3 separate regions of the Homo sapiens genome follow, and all the other regions are linked to region 2. A link is a loop called in an ENCODE intact Hi-C map of the cell type or tissue named here. Cell type or tissue: heart left ventricle. All regions are shown on one strand. Each heading gives the region's core, and the rest is flanking DNA. Links, peaks and the distances in the headings are about the cores only. Region 1 has its middle 3.4 kb from the start of UNC5B. Region 2 has its middle 13 kb from the start of LINC02622. Region 3 overlaps UNC5B (unc-5 netrin receptor B).

Region 1 (4,831 bases), core at 816-3,315, 280 kb before region 2:
TGCATCATGTCAGTTAATTCTCACAACCCTCTGAAGTAAGCACCATTTACATCCCATTTTACAGATGAAGGACCTGAGGCACAGAGGTGTAAAGCCACCTGCCGGAGATCACACTGCTTGGAGTGACTGAGTGACTGAGCAAAGGGGATGGGGGAGATGGGATTGGAAAGAAACCCTCTAAACGGGGGAGCCTCACTTGAACACCTTCCCTGGGGCTGGATTGGGCTGTGCGAAGGGGACTGTCCTAGCTGTTTCCCCAGAGGTGAGGTGAAGGCAGGACTAGTACCCTCTCCACACACACTCCCCTCACAAGCCGGGGTCTTGGAGTATCTAGGGGAGGTCGTGCATGCCATCAGCACATCTCCCTAACCCTCTCTGACTGGGCACCCAGCATCAGGAGGGTGGCAACAGGTGGACTGGGACTCCCTGGGGGAAGAACTTCCATCAATTGAGAAAGGCTGCTGTGGGCAAAGGTAGGTTGCTTAGCTTGGCCTCTGACAGCCCTAGCAAGGGCAGTGGATGAGACAGTCAACAGCTCAGCACACCCAAACCAACTCCACCTTGCAAATACACATGCACACACACAACTACCCACCCATACACACCTGCAAAGGTACACACACGAAAACATACAACAAAGACAACAGGTGCAATGTTTCACCTCCCATAAACATCACACCTACAAATAGGCACCCGACTCCAGAGACACCCACATACCAAAGATGTATGCCTAAAAAAAGCAAACACACAGGCGCACACAACTAAAAACACAAATAGGCAGATGACTCCCAAGACAAATAGATATTTGGATACTTAACTACTGCCAGGAAACACATACAGGCACGCCTGTGCCAAGACCCACATCTGACGGTCATCCCCTGGATGCAGGCACATGGTCAAGGTTGTGCCTGTGCTGGAGAGCTCAGCAGGGACCTCAGCAGAGACGGGCAGCATGCAGAGACCACAGCATGTTCTCTCTCTCTCCCCAACCTCTTTCTCTCTCTCCTTCAGGCCAGTGGGGTATTGGAGATTTTTCTAAAAAGTTCCACCCCTTGGAACTTTGCTGTTTAGGTGGTAAAGTGTACCCAGCAGGCCCTTCTAGTCCAAGTATCAGGTTTCACGGCTTTAATTCCTGGGTGGAGAGAAGGGGGACTGGAGATGGGGGCAAGCAAAAGGAAGACATTACCCCCTCTCCTGCCAGTCCCTGCCCCACTTCCCTTCTCAGCCTAACCACTCTCTCAACTCTTGAAATATACTCTTGGGAGGTCCCGGGCCCTGCTCTCCCTCCAGGACTCCAGCATCAGGGCATGGGATTTTGCATGTTGGGAATCTCTCTGTAACTGCTCTGTGCCCCTGCTCCTGTACCAAGTCTCTGAGCCTTCTCTAGCCACCTGCAGCTGAGCAGTTGCAGATGTGGTTCCTCTCCAGCCCTGGCATCTCAAGAGTGCAGGCTGTCAGTTGAGGCCAGGCAAGGGGCTTCAGAGGGAGTCAGACTCCCCCTGAGCCATACCTTTCCCCGGGATGGGTGAAGAATGGGCAGGGTCCCTGCCTGGGGGATGACACATTAGGATAGCAGGATTAAGATTTGCCAGGGTGTTCCCAAACCGAGTGCCATGGGCCTCACAGCAAAGGCATCCTGCTGGGAGTTAAGCATGAGGACGAAGCAGTGAGTTGCTTGAAGTCAGGTGCCCTGTGTTCCCTGTTCCCCATGATATATCTAGCACTGAAGACAGTTTCTGGCATAGCAGGGATGCAATCAACCTTGGTTGAGTGGGTACATCAATAAGGCTGGGGGGAAAGGGGTTGATGGTCAAAGGGCCTAAGAGTTGCTATGTGAGCCCCACCCTCCCCTCCCCTCTATTTCCTGGGGTCTGGGGGTTCTGAGGCTGAAAGTAGGGCAGGCTTTGTGGCATAGATCTGCTTTGAAATCAGTCCCAGAGCCAGTTCTCACCCTTGGTGGGGACTGCAGATGCTTCCAGCGGCTACCATCACTTGTCTCAAACCACAGGAGTGTGTAGGAAAGAGTTCTGGATCTGGAGGGCTGTGGCCCTAAACCTGGGGGCTGCTCTTACCTGCTGGCGGATCTTAAGCCAGTTACTGAAACTTTCCCAGCGTCAGTTTCCTCAACTGTAAAACAGGAATAATAATTACTTCACAGTATTAAGAAGAATAATAAGGCCAATAATCTGGCTGTATAAAAACCGCCTATTTGATAACAATTACGATTTAAAAGCAGCTGTAGGGGCTCCCGGCAGGAGTGGCTGCCGGCTTGGGGTTGACGCCTCCCGCTCCGTCGGGACCGTGTGCGCGAAGGTGCCACCAGGCGGCGCGCTGCCGCTTACGCCTCCCCGTGGCCGCCAGTCTCCCTCCTCCGGCGATGGGAGAATTGTCCTGGCCCCACCCCGCCTGGGGCCGCCCTGACAGAGTCCTTGTCCCGGGTTGTCAGGGGAAGTGGCACTCAGACGACTCCGTTTGCAGGATCTTGAGTGGGAAGGCTTGGGAATGAGTTCACGGTGCCTCCCCTGAGTCGTTCGGTCCAGAACGGACCCCAAAAACCTGGACCCTGGAGAAGGGAAGCGCCTAAAGCTGAAGTCCTTAACGCTTTACCATCTCTTTGTAATAATATTATCAGAGCTAAGGTTGAGTGCTTACTATATGCCAGGTACTATTCTAAATCTCTTCGGCCGGGCACAGTGGCTCCCGCCTGTAATGCCAGCACTTTGGGAGGCGGAGGCGGGCGGATCACTTGAGGTCAGGAGTTCAAGACCAGCCTGGCCAACATGGCGAAACCCCATCCCTACTAGCAATACAAAAATTAGCTAGACATGGTATCGTGCTCTGTTAATCCCAACTACTCGGGAGGCCGAGGCACGAGAATCGCTTGAACCCAGAAGGCAGAGGTTTTCTGTGAGCCGAGATCGTGCCACTGCACTCCAGCCTGGGCGACAGAGTGATACTCTGTCTCAAAAAAAAAAAAAAAAAAAAAAAAGTACCGCTTTAAACATTTTAAAGTGCACAATCCAGTGGTTTTTAGTATATTCCCAATGTTGTGCAGCCATCACCACTACCTAATTGGAGAACATTTTTATCACCTCCAAAAGAAACCCCATACCATTAACCCCATTCTCCCCTCCCCCAGCCCCTGGCACCCACTAATCTACTTTCTATCCTATTCTGGACATTTCATATAAATGGAATCATACTATATGTGGCCTGGGTCATTAAACTTGGACTCTTAACCTCTACTAAGTACTGTGACAACCTTCTTCCTTCCATCCTTCTTACCCAGTCTTTTCCACCAACCCCTCCAGGGTCTTCTCACTGCTGTTCAGGCAATGCAAGCCGTTGGTCACAAAAGCCTTGGGCTCAGGCAGATCCGGGTTCAAATCTCAATTCTGTCTTGGACATTATAACTTATTTATCGCCTCTGCTGTCACCTTCTCAAAATTCTTTTATTGTTGTAAATGTTTAAAAGGCCATCTTTTCATTTTAGAAGAGTTTTAGTTTTACAGAAAAATTGCAAATATAGTACAGAAAGTTCCCATATGCCCCTCACCCAGTCTCCTTAATTATTAACCTCTTACATTAGCATGGTACCTTTACTACAATTAATGAACCACTGATACATTATTATGTGCTAAAGTTCATTCAGATCTCCTTAGTTTTTACCTAATGTCCTTCTGTTTTCTGTTCCAGGATCCCATTCAGGATCCCACATTGCATACAGTCATTGTGACTCCTCAGGCTCCCCTTGGCTGTGACAGTTTCTCAGTCTTTCCTTGTTTTTGATGACCTTGACACTTTTGAGAATTATTCATTGGGTATTTTGTAGAATGTCCCTCAACTAGGATTTATCCATTTCATAATTCTTAATAATTTGGAAAAAAGGGCTCTGATTTCCACTTTATACTGGGCCCTGGAGATTATGTATCCAGTCCTGCTTATGCTTTATGGGGCAGAGAAAAGGCAGGCTGAGCCAGAGCTGGCACATGCAGCAGGCTGTAGCTAGCATGCCCTGGCATTGCCGGGGGTGGGGATTGGGGGGCTTATCTGAGTGGGGGATGCTGGAAGCTAGACCTAGGAGTGAGAAGGAAACCTTAAACATGGAGAACTCAGGAGGGAGTCCAGGCAGAGCAAACCACGTGAGCAAAGGCCTAGAGTTATGTATGTGATGGTATGGTCAGGAGGTGGCCACATCCTCATACTGCCCCTCAAACAGCACACCAGAAGGCCAAGAAGGGAAAAATCTCTACACAAGGGCAAGGCCTGCAGTGCTAGAGATGAGATTTGATTCTGTAAGAAACAGGAGTCATGGGTGCTGATTGAGCTGGAGAGAGGCCTCATTGGAGCTGTGCCATGGGAGCTTCCTTGCAGCTGGATGTCAGGGCAGACTGAGCAGGAGCCAACAAGGTGGCCACTGCATGCTCCTGGGACAATGGGGCCTTGGCCCAGGGATTCAGGTGGCAGAAAGTAGGGACTCTGCAGAGGGAGAAAGAGTTCCCCAGATTTGGTGCCTGAGGGAGGGTGGGTACTTAGGGATGGAGGAAGGGAGGGGAGCTGGGTCGAGTGGCAGAGGTTGCAAGGAGAGACATGGTGAAAGGAGGAGGATGGCTGGGCTGGGGAGAGGGTGGTGGATTTGGGTTTGGACTTGGTGAGTTAAAGGTCCCTGTGGACTTCCCAGCACATAGCAGTGAGCACAGGACTGACTGATGCTACAGGAGTGGTCAATATCTTAAGAAATAAGCATGCTAGCTAGTGTATGCTGGGTGTATTAGTCAGGGTTCTCCAGAGGGACGGAACCCATAGGATATATGTATGTATATAGGGAGAA
Region 2 (4,831 bases), core at 1,092-3,591:
CCTTCTGCAACCAGAGAAGGGAAGGTCGTGCTCTAGGTTCAAGTTCTTTGCAGTCCAACCTCCAAGTCCCCACAGCCACCTCCTCCAGGCAGCCCACCCTCCTCTCTCTAAACCCCCAGTTACCTTTGTCCCCATTAGAGGCTGAGCTGGAGGCTTTGTTAATTCTTAAGGGCCTAGGGATCGAGACTGAGACCGTGCTGCCCCTGAAACTGGCTCAGGGGAGATTCACAGTGAATAATTCAACATGAGATCAAAAGCCACTACCTCCAGTAAGCAATCCTACCTCCCGTTGGAAAAGAAAGCCTTGCTTCTGTGATTTGAGAGAAAGACAGGGAGAGAGAGTCAAGGCAAAGAGATAAAGAGGCTTGGAGGCAGAGTAAGAAATAAATGTGGTGTCATCGCTCACTTACTTGTCCGTATCCCCAAAAGGCGTGTCATCTGTCTTGCTCTGCCCAGCACCCAGAACAGGAAGTGGCCCAGGGGGCCAATGAACATTTGTTAAATGAAAGAAGGAGAAAAATCATAAAGCAGGGAGTTCCATTCTCACCCACTCCCCACCTGCCTAGGCTACCTCAGCACCCACAACGACGGCCGAACCTCTGCCCAGCCAGAGAGTCATGCCAACCAGATACTCCCCCCACTCCTGGTCCTGGCAGCAGAGGGCCCAGCAGGAGCCCAGGAGGCTGGGGCAGCACCATGGCCCAGTCCTCTGGGTGGCTCTACACCACCCATGTGCAGAGAAAACAAAGCATGCACGTGGGCGTGTATGACTTATGGCTTTAATCTCCCTGATAGAAGGCCTTTAAAGATTATTTCAGGGATGAAAAATAATAATCCTGGGTAATGAATCACGGCCTTAAGAAGCTGATAAGCAGCAGGGAAGCTGGCCGGGCCTGAGTTCCTGATTTAATTAAAGTCTTACAGATACTCCCTGAAACAAAATCCGTCGTAGCCATCAAGGTGATAAAAAGACTGCAGGTTCCTTTAAACCAACTCACCTGCCTCATGAATCTTCTTCCTAGTGAAGACAGTGGATGAGGCCACGTCTTCCGGACCGGGCCTGCATCACTGCAGATGGTCTGCTGGGGACCCTGAGGGACAGAAAGTGCCTCATAAAGCCCAAGAGCCAGAGGCGGATGCCAGCCTGGAGGAGGCAGGGACCAAGCTCAGACAGGGAGCCGGACAACACTTGGGTTGCTTGCTAACTGTCTCTGGGACTCAGTTTCCACATCTAGCATCCAGCAGGAGGCGAGGCCAGCTGGTCTCTGGAAGCGTCCCAGAGCCAGACTTCTGGATTCAGAGCCTCATATTTTCCGAGAAGGTGAGGAGAGAGACAGATGATGTCTCCATGTGCTAGAAAGATCTCTCCTCTTCCCCGCTGATTTTCAGTGCCCCAGAATCCAGCTCCTGCCTCCCCATTTCCTTTCCCTGCCCTCCCCAGTCCTGCTCAGGCACGTGACTATCCTGATGAAGGCTCACTGCCAATGCTCCCAGGGACACTGAGCCACCCAGGCAGCCCTCTGGCTACCCTGGTCCAGTTGAGGGGTGGTGAGAGGAGTGCATGAGCCCAGGCAGAGTGCACCACAGAGGCTGAGCCAAGGGCAGGGCCCCCAGAGCAGGCAGGAGCTGTGGGTTCCGTCTGGCTCCACACCAGACTCACAAAGGCCTTGCAGAGACGCCGGATGGCTGGGAACTGGAAGGATGGAAATAGAGCCCAAGAGAACGTGAGGACAGTGGCGGTGGTCTCTGCATCCTCAGAGCCCAGCCAGTCCTGAGAGGGGAGTCAGACGGGTAGACGGGCAGGTGGACAGCATCCAGGGAGCTGACGTGAGCAGAGGCTGGTCCCCGCAGAGCTGTGCCAGCTCCCTCTCTGCCAGTCCTCGGCCTGACAGCCCGGGCTGGCAGGCACCTTGTGCTCAGGGTGGATGTGCGAGTGATTGGCCTCCTCCGATGGGGGCCAGTGGCATAGGGGCTGAGTTGCCAGATAAATTTGAATTTCAGATTAATGATGAATAATTTTTAGTACAATTATATCCCAAGTATTGCATTTATTTGCTAAATCTGGCATCCCTATGAAGAACGTCCCCTATGCCCCATGCCTGGCACAGAGCTGCCCCAGAGAAAGGCCCCACGCGGGCAGTGTGGACGGGCAGTGTGGACAGTGAGTTCTCATTCATGGCCTCGAGGCCCCTGGAGCCTCCAAGTGGACAGGAGCTGGTGGGATGGTAAGGAGCGAAGGCTCCTCCTGAAAACTGTAGGCTGGGATGGGGGTGGTCCTGAGCCCGGTCACCGCGCAGGAAAGTCCCCCTGACCCAGTCCCAGGGCTGAGGGTGGGGCTGCTGGGGGCCGGCTGCCACCCAGCGGCCAGAGTCGGAATGGCAGGTCGTGGCGCCCAGAGAAGATGGAGCACGTCAGCGCCCCCGCCACAAAACGGCCCATTTGGCAGGGTTAGAATTTTTACCCCACTTGAAACAAAAGGAAACTGAGGTTCAAGATCACCCCAAAACCTAAATTAATGTCGAGACCCTAGCTTGGGCACAGCCTAGTCCCCACCTCCAGCCCTCTCTCTCTCCTATTTGCAGTCACCAAGTGGGCCCCCAGGCCTGCCATGTCTTTCATGCCTGTCTTCCGCTCACCAACCTTCGATGGCTCCCTATTGCTGATAGAATGGAGCAACCCTTCCCTGTGCTGATACTCAGAGCCCTCTATGAAACAGCCCACACTTCACTGCCCAGACTTGCTACCTTTCCACCTTTCTAAGTCTCTTGTGCCCCCGCCTCCTGGAACCTCTCCCAGCCCTCATCTCTCTTGAGCTCCAGGCACCTGCCCCTGTGCCTTGTCCCCTTGATCTGCCCTGTGGCTGCTCCCCCTGTCTCCTATAGCCTTGAGCTCCTAAAGTCGAATGTCCTGGGTAGCAGGCCTCAAACATCTCTAAGCCCGTCTAACTTCATAGCTCTAAGTTTCATTATATGCACCAGTGACTCCAAAATGTATCCTTGACTTGGTAGACCCACGTCCTTAATGAGGTCCCTGCCTTCCTTCTGGAAGAAAACTCAGAAAGGGAGAGAGCTCTCCTGTTGTCTGGCGTCCTCCCCAGAGCCCACAATGGTCCCACAGTGGGTCATGCACCCAGCCCAGCCTTGCTGACTCAGGCAGGAGCAGTTGCGTCTTCTCTCTCCCACAGGAGTCCAGGAGGAGTCTGGCTCTGGACCTTCCAAGCCACCCCAGGCACTCGCTTTCAAAGGAGCTCCAAGTTTCTTGGTAGCTTCTAGTTCTCATTTATCAGAAGGAGAACTGAGGGCCTCTCTCCACCATTAAAGTCCTAAGAGGGGATTGGGACTGGAGTTTGTTCCTTGTCTACAGATGGACCTGGAACAAGTTCCTAGGGGAGCCCAGAACCCACAGATTATCTCAGAATATGCCTGTTATCTCATCACACATCGCTTAGCCCAGACTAGCCTAGAACTCACGCTTCAATACAAACCACACACTTAGCCAGCTCAGAGACACACGGTACCCCAGAATACCTGGGTTGGCTTGGAATACCTGCTAGCCCAGAGGTCAGTTCAAAACACACAAGTTAGCCCAGGTTAGTCCATAATGCATAGGTTTACTTGGTATACCCAGGATTGATTAAAACAAATAAATGATTTTTTAAAAATTTTTTAAACCCTCCCTCAAATGAAATCTTCCCCAGACCCAATGCATAAAACAGATGACATGGAGCTGCCTGGGTTGAAGGTGGATGGGGCCCAGGTAGTGGTGTGCTGCTGAATGTTCCACTCCCAGCTTCAGGAGAAAAGCTCTGGGTTGTAGCATCAGCCAATTTCTGTGGTGTAAATACTCCCTCCGCAGCCATTTCAGGTGCCAGCTGAGTCCCTGAGCTCAGAGCTGGGAAGAGATGTGCATAACGAACTCCACAAGCCAGGGAGCCAGCTCCAGCAGCCAGAGTGCCCATCCTGCGTCCTGGGCTCCTCTGGGGATCCATTCCCCAGAACCCCAAGGACCTCCAAGCTTGAGAACACAGGTCAAAGACACAGAGGCCAATCCAAGCCTGGAGCTTTCTGAAAACTGAAGGAACCCAGAAGAATGCTTCCTGACGTCCTTGGCAAGAGTGGGTAAAAGTAGGAAATAAAGTCAATGTGGAGATCGAGCCCCCAAATTTTCCACATGACTTCGACCAAGTTCTTTCTGCCCTCTGGGTCTCAGTCTCCCCATCTGTACAATGAGAGACCTAGGGCCACGAGCTTCAGGAAGCCCCACTCTGGCTGTGAGATCGGCCCCGCCTGCCTTTGTCACCTCCAGCCCTGCCCTGGCCTGGACTGGCACCCATCCCTGACAGAGCCCCGGGTGCTGAGTCACTCTGCCTCAACCCCTCATGTACCTGTTCCCAGCCAGCTGTCATCCGAGGAGTCTACAAAGTTAATTCACATGGGGGCATGTGTCCTCTGACCAGGGGGCTGAGTCCTGATGGTGCAGATGCAGCATCCTGCACAGAGCCTGGCTCCATAAACACGCTATGCCTGAATGACATGGCAGGCGGCTCCTCGCAGCAACCAAGAGCATTGGAAGAGCCCAATCAACACTTTTTTAATACTTAAAAAGAAAAATTGGCCAGCCGTGGTGGCTCACACCTGTAATCCCAGCACTTTGGGAGGCTGAGGCAGGCGGATCACCTGAGGTCAGGAGTTCAAGACCAGCCTAACCAACATGGAGAAACCCTGTCTCTACTAAAAATACAAAATTAGCTGGGCATGGTGGCCCATGCCTGTAATCCCAGCTACTCGGGGGGCTGAGGCTGGAGAATCTCTTGAACCCAGGAGGCAAAGGT
Region 3 (4,442 bases), core at 1-2,500, 360 kb before region 2:
GTGTCCGACAGGCGGGCCTGGCGGATGATGAGGTTGTGGTCGATGGTGAGCAGGAAGTTGGTGTCCTGGGTGGGGTCGATGACATCCTCATTCTTGAGCCATTCCACCTGCAAGAGTGGGGGTGAGGGGGCAGTGAGGGCCCAGGACAGGTTTGATCATAAACAGAAGAAGGGCAGTTCTACCTGGGTCCACGCCATAGTCGTGGCAGTGAGGCAGGGCCTTGGTGGGACTATAGCACTGGACACTGTACAGCTCTGGGGTTAAGAGCACCATTTGCCAGCTGGGTGGTCTTGGGAGGGGACTTACCACTCAGGGACTCAATTTCATCAACTGCAAGATGGAATTGAATAGCACCTACCCCATAGGGATCCATCGCGAGGATTACATGAGTTAGCATGTGTAAGGTGCCGAGAACAATGCTCAGAGGAAGTTGAGTTAAACTAACTAAATAGGTGCTAGCCAGGAGTATCTGTCTTCATCATTAACTCCTCCCAGCTCTGCTAGCCAGGAAGAAAAGCCTGGGAGGTGATACGAAGAAGGTCCCCGGGTCTGGCAGACCTGGGTCCAAACCCCAGCTCTGCCACTCACCAGCTGCCTCACCCTAGGTGGCCACTGGGCCCCTCCCAGCCCTGCTTCCTTGCTGTGGGATGGAATGGTAACATCCACTTTGCAGGGTTGTTGCAGAGACCAGCGTGCTAAGTGCCTAGCATATATGGGCCAGGGGTATTTGTCTGAGCCCACTACGCAGAGGAGGGTTTGGGCTGGGAGAGGCTGAATGATGAGTGCATGGTTTTGGGATCAGAGAGGGCTGATCCCAGGCTGGAAGTCAGGGTCCTGACTGCCCCAGCCGTCCACTCTGCTGGGCAAAGCTGAGATGCAGCTCTAATCCCTGGACCACCAGTGCAGGGAGTATGTCTGGAACATAGGTAAGGATGGCGAGAGAGGACAGCAATCCAAAGACTGTGGTTTCAGGAAGGGGTGATCAGCTCGTGGGGGAGAACACACTCACACACACGCATGATGGGATCCTTTCGCATCCAGAAAGCTGGGGCCTTGGGTTCTGGGTGGGGCAGGAGATAGAGACTGAGCTGGAGGTCTACCTAAGGAGCCCCTGAGTTCTGGGGATTTCTGCCTTAGCCACCCCATCCCGTGGGGTTATGCCTGTGGCAGACCCAGCTGGGATCTGGCATTGCTGCGTTCGACAGAGGTAACAGTTCTCTTCTCTGTGCTAAGCCTCGATCTCATCTGCGAAAGGGGCAGGGCTCTGGGAGACTAGCACCATGGCTGGTGGTAAATACCATGCCTGCCTGGCTTCTGCAGGCATGGCCACAGGGCCGTGCTCAGTGGTCCCTACGTCCCCGCTCACCTCGGCCACAGGCACCCCCTCCGGCGGGCGGCACTGCAGGAGAACCTCATGGTCCAGGGGCACCTCCTTGCCCAGAGGCTCCTGATCGAAGTTCTTGCGCAGGTCTGGGAGAAGCGAGAGGGTCCCAAGGCAGTCAGGTGCGGGCAGGATCAGAACCTGATGTGCTACACTGTAGCCACTGGGTGGCAGTGCAGACCCAGGGTACTGTTGATGGGCCCACCTGGCCTTTGCCTGGGAAATTTCCTCTTCTCCAAAGGAGGGGTCTCACTAGGCAGACTTGGGGGAACAGGGTTCCCTCCCTGACTCTGGGATCCTAAGCATATAGTGGCTCAGGATGGGGGAGGAAGCTGCCAGCTTCTTTTATACAGAAGTAGATGAAAAGAGGCCTAGGTTCTGGGTCTAGGAGCCCTCTCTGAGCTGGCATCCATGTGCTGGGATGTCTCTGCCGTGGGCATCCTCAGCCAGGGATGCTGGAGGAGGCCCCACAGATGTGAAGTTCCCTCTCCAGCATCCTCAGGGATGGGGAAGGTTCCTGCAGGGACAGGGTGGGGGTCAGGGTGGCGTACAGGCGATGCGGACGTAGGCTCGGCGACTCTTGGTGGTGCCCGCGGAGCTCCAGGCCACGCACTGGCACCAGTAATCCTCCAGCCCAAAGAGCTCCTCCACCTGCTGCCGCGACACCTCGATCTGCACCTCGCGCACCCGCAGGCCTGGGAGGAGAAGAGAGAGCCGTCAGGGGGCAGGGGCAAAGCAAGGATGTGAGGCACAGGACACCCCCGGCCTTCCACCTCGGATCCTGCTGGCACTCTTGCCCAAGTGCCTTTCCCTCCATTCCTCTTGTCTCCTGTCTCCACCCTGGCTCAAGCTTCATGGCCACTCACCTGCACATTGCAGTGGCTAACACAAGCCCTCTGCCCCACCAATGCATCTTCTACCTGGCAGCTAGTGTCATCTCCAAAATGCACAAGTGGTGTGTCATTCCCCCCGTTATGAGACCCTTCATGCGGGGTCTCAGTGGCCTGCAGGCGGGTAGGGTCATCCCCAGGAGTGGCTCTGAGCTGCACTGTGCATCCACCATCCCCATCCCACTGCAGCCTCACCGGGTGTCTTCCAGGCCCTCATGTTCCCTGGCTCTGCAGCCACGGGGCCCTTGCACATCAGTCCCCTGCCTGGAATCTTCTGTCTCCTCTGGGCCTGGTGGCCTCCCAGTCCCTGCCAGATTTCGGATCAGCCTCACTTCCCGAGGAAAGCCCCCTCCACCCTGCGCCTCCCCGACAGCTCTCCCAGCACTGCTCGGCACTCCCACCACTGTGCCCGGAAGTTCGTCTATGCAGCAGTCACTCCCCTACCCAGCTTCGTCTCCTCCCAGCACCCACCATTAGCTGGACTCAGATTATTTATGGACGCATTCATGTGTTAAATGTCTGTCTCCTGCAGGAGAACAAGATGGGGCTTTGTCCTGCTTGCTGCTGTGGCCCAGGGCTTGGCACAGAAAGGGGGCTCAGCACGTGCAGAGGTGGGATGCCTGCTCTCCCTGGTCACTACTCAGGCCCTGTGGGCCTGGAGCTGAGGAAGTCCCTCTCCCAGGGAGCCCCTGATCTCTCAATGGCTCCCCGGTCAGGGCCTGGGAAACTCCCTACATAACAGGACCTACCGGCCTACACAAGGGGGTCACTCGGTTTTCTGTTAACCATCCCTCAACGAAGCCCTCCATGCTCAGGAAAGGGGGGAACCTGCCAGGAAAGGGGACATTCATCTGAAGTTCCTCCCCAAAGGTTACAGAGCCCTCTTCCTCCTCCAGGAAGCCTCCCTGACTGCCTTGTGTCTCAGAATTTCTAAAGCTGCTCCTCCCTGCCACGATGTGTCCTATCTCATCCTCTCATTGCACCATGGATTGTTAAGGTACGCACAGCCGGTGGCATGGTGGGTAAGGACAGGGTTGGATGGCTGGACAGGTTTGTGTCCTGGCCCCACCCTCAAACCCCAGCTGGGTGACCTTTGTGAAGTTACTCAGTCTCTCTGAGCCTCAGATCCCTCATCATAGTAAACTCTCAAGGTAAACTCTAGACAAGTTATGGTGACTACTCCGCCACAGCGCCCAGCCCGGGCCAGACACAAATATACTCTGGCAGGTCATCTGGATCTCAACCAGCTTCTTCTGTTACCTTTGAAGAAACTGAGGCTCAGAGAGGGTAGGTGGCAGGCACCAAGTCCCCTAGCAAGCTGTTGCAGAGCAGAGGTCAGCTCCCTGGTGTCTTTCCCAGGTTAGAGCTTGGTCCCCTCACCCACAACTCCTCTCTTTTTTTTTTTGAGACGGAGTCTCGCTCTGTTGCCCAGGCTGGAGTGCAGCGGCGCAATCTCGGCTCACTGCAACCTCCGCCTCCTGGGTTCACACAATTCTCCTGCTTCAGCCTCCCGAGTAGCTGGGACTACAGGCGCCTGCCACCACGCCTGGCTAATTTTTTTTTGTATTTTTTTGTAGAGACACAGTTTCACTGTGTTAGCCAGGATGGTCTCGATCTCCTGACCTCGTGAATTGCCCGCCTCGGCCTCCCAAAGTGCTGGGATTACAGGCATGAGCCACTGCGCCCGGCCCCACAACTCCTCTCTGGACCTCTCCTGATGAAGTCATTGCTGTAACTCTCCTATTGTTGAGGAGGGTGGGGTCCTTGTGCAGGGAGTCCAGATGGGGGACAGCCCCGTCCTGATGGCCAAGGATGTAAATGGGAGGTGGCTAGGGGTATGCCATCCAGGGAAGAGGCTGCTTCAGGGGTGGGTGACAGTGCCTGCCTGCCATGGCTGCCCACAGGCTGGCTCCACAGTCAATGATGCATGACCCAGGGAGCACAGCCCCTGCCCCTTGCTTACCAGACTGTGAACCTGTAAGAGTGTGCCCTTTTAAGGGGGTCATCCATGCAAGAAGGTTTCAGCAGCACCAATAGCTGGATAGAAGGAAACAACCACCAGGGAGGAGGCGTGACACCTCATCCATGATCACCAGCAAGCAGAGATGCAGGGAGCATAGGACAGGGACCTTCGGTCTCCCAGGCTTGAGGCCCAGCATCAGACTGCCCTC

What was found. Hi-C counts contacts between places; a loop is a spot of excess contacts. Peaks named below come from ENCODE experiments on the same cell type or tissue, not always from the same donor. Only the 100,000 strongest peaks of a DNase experiment are listed, where the experiment ranks them.
Region 1: a loop joins it to region 2, with 12 times the contacts of the local background. A loop is called at or near these places in 92 of 110 quality-filtered maps.
Region 3: a loop joins it to region 2, with 5 times the contacts of the local background. A loop is called at or near these places in 90 of 110 quality-filtered maps.

Annotation. Positions count from the first base shown.
Region 1 is chr10:71,206,733-71,211,563 of GRCh38, reverse strand. No RefSeq gene overlaps it. Among named protein-coding and RNA genes, the nearest start is that of UNC5B, 3.4 kb to the left of the region's middle. RefSeq lists a silencer at 2,234-2,293. In heart left ventricle, for the core only: CTCF peaks have their summits at 2,119 and 2,330 (motif pointing right); a DNase peak (open chromatin) is centred at 2,373; H3K4me3 peaks cover 380 bases.
Region 2 is chr10:70,923,386-70,928,216 of GRCh38, reverse strand. No RefSeq gene overlaps it. Among named protein-coding and RNA genes, the nearest start is that of LINC02622, 13 kb to the left of the region's middle. In heart left ventricle, for the core only: a CTCF peak has its summit at 2,358 (motif pointing left); DNase peaks (open chromatin) are centred at 1,846 and 2,327; H3K27ac peaks cover 197 bases.
Region 3 is chr10:71,282,354-71,286,795 of GRCh38, reverse strand. UNC5B (unc-5 netrin receptor B) reads right to left here. Exons shown (of 17, transcript NM_170744.5): 3 at 1,933-2,076; 4 at 1,367-1,470; 5 at 1-107. Among named protein-coding and RNA genes, the nearest start is that of SLC29A3, 35 kb to the left of the region's middle. RefSeq lists enhancers at 827-1,326, 1,323-1,392, 1,327-1,828. In heart left ventricle, for the core only: a CTCF peak has its summit at 1,534 (motif pointing right); a DNase peak (open chromatin) is centred at 1,516.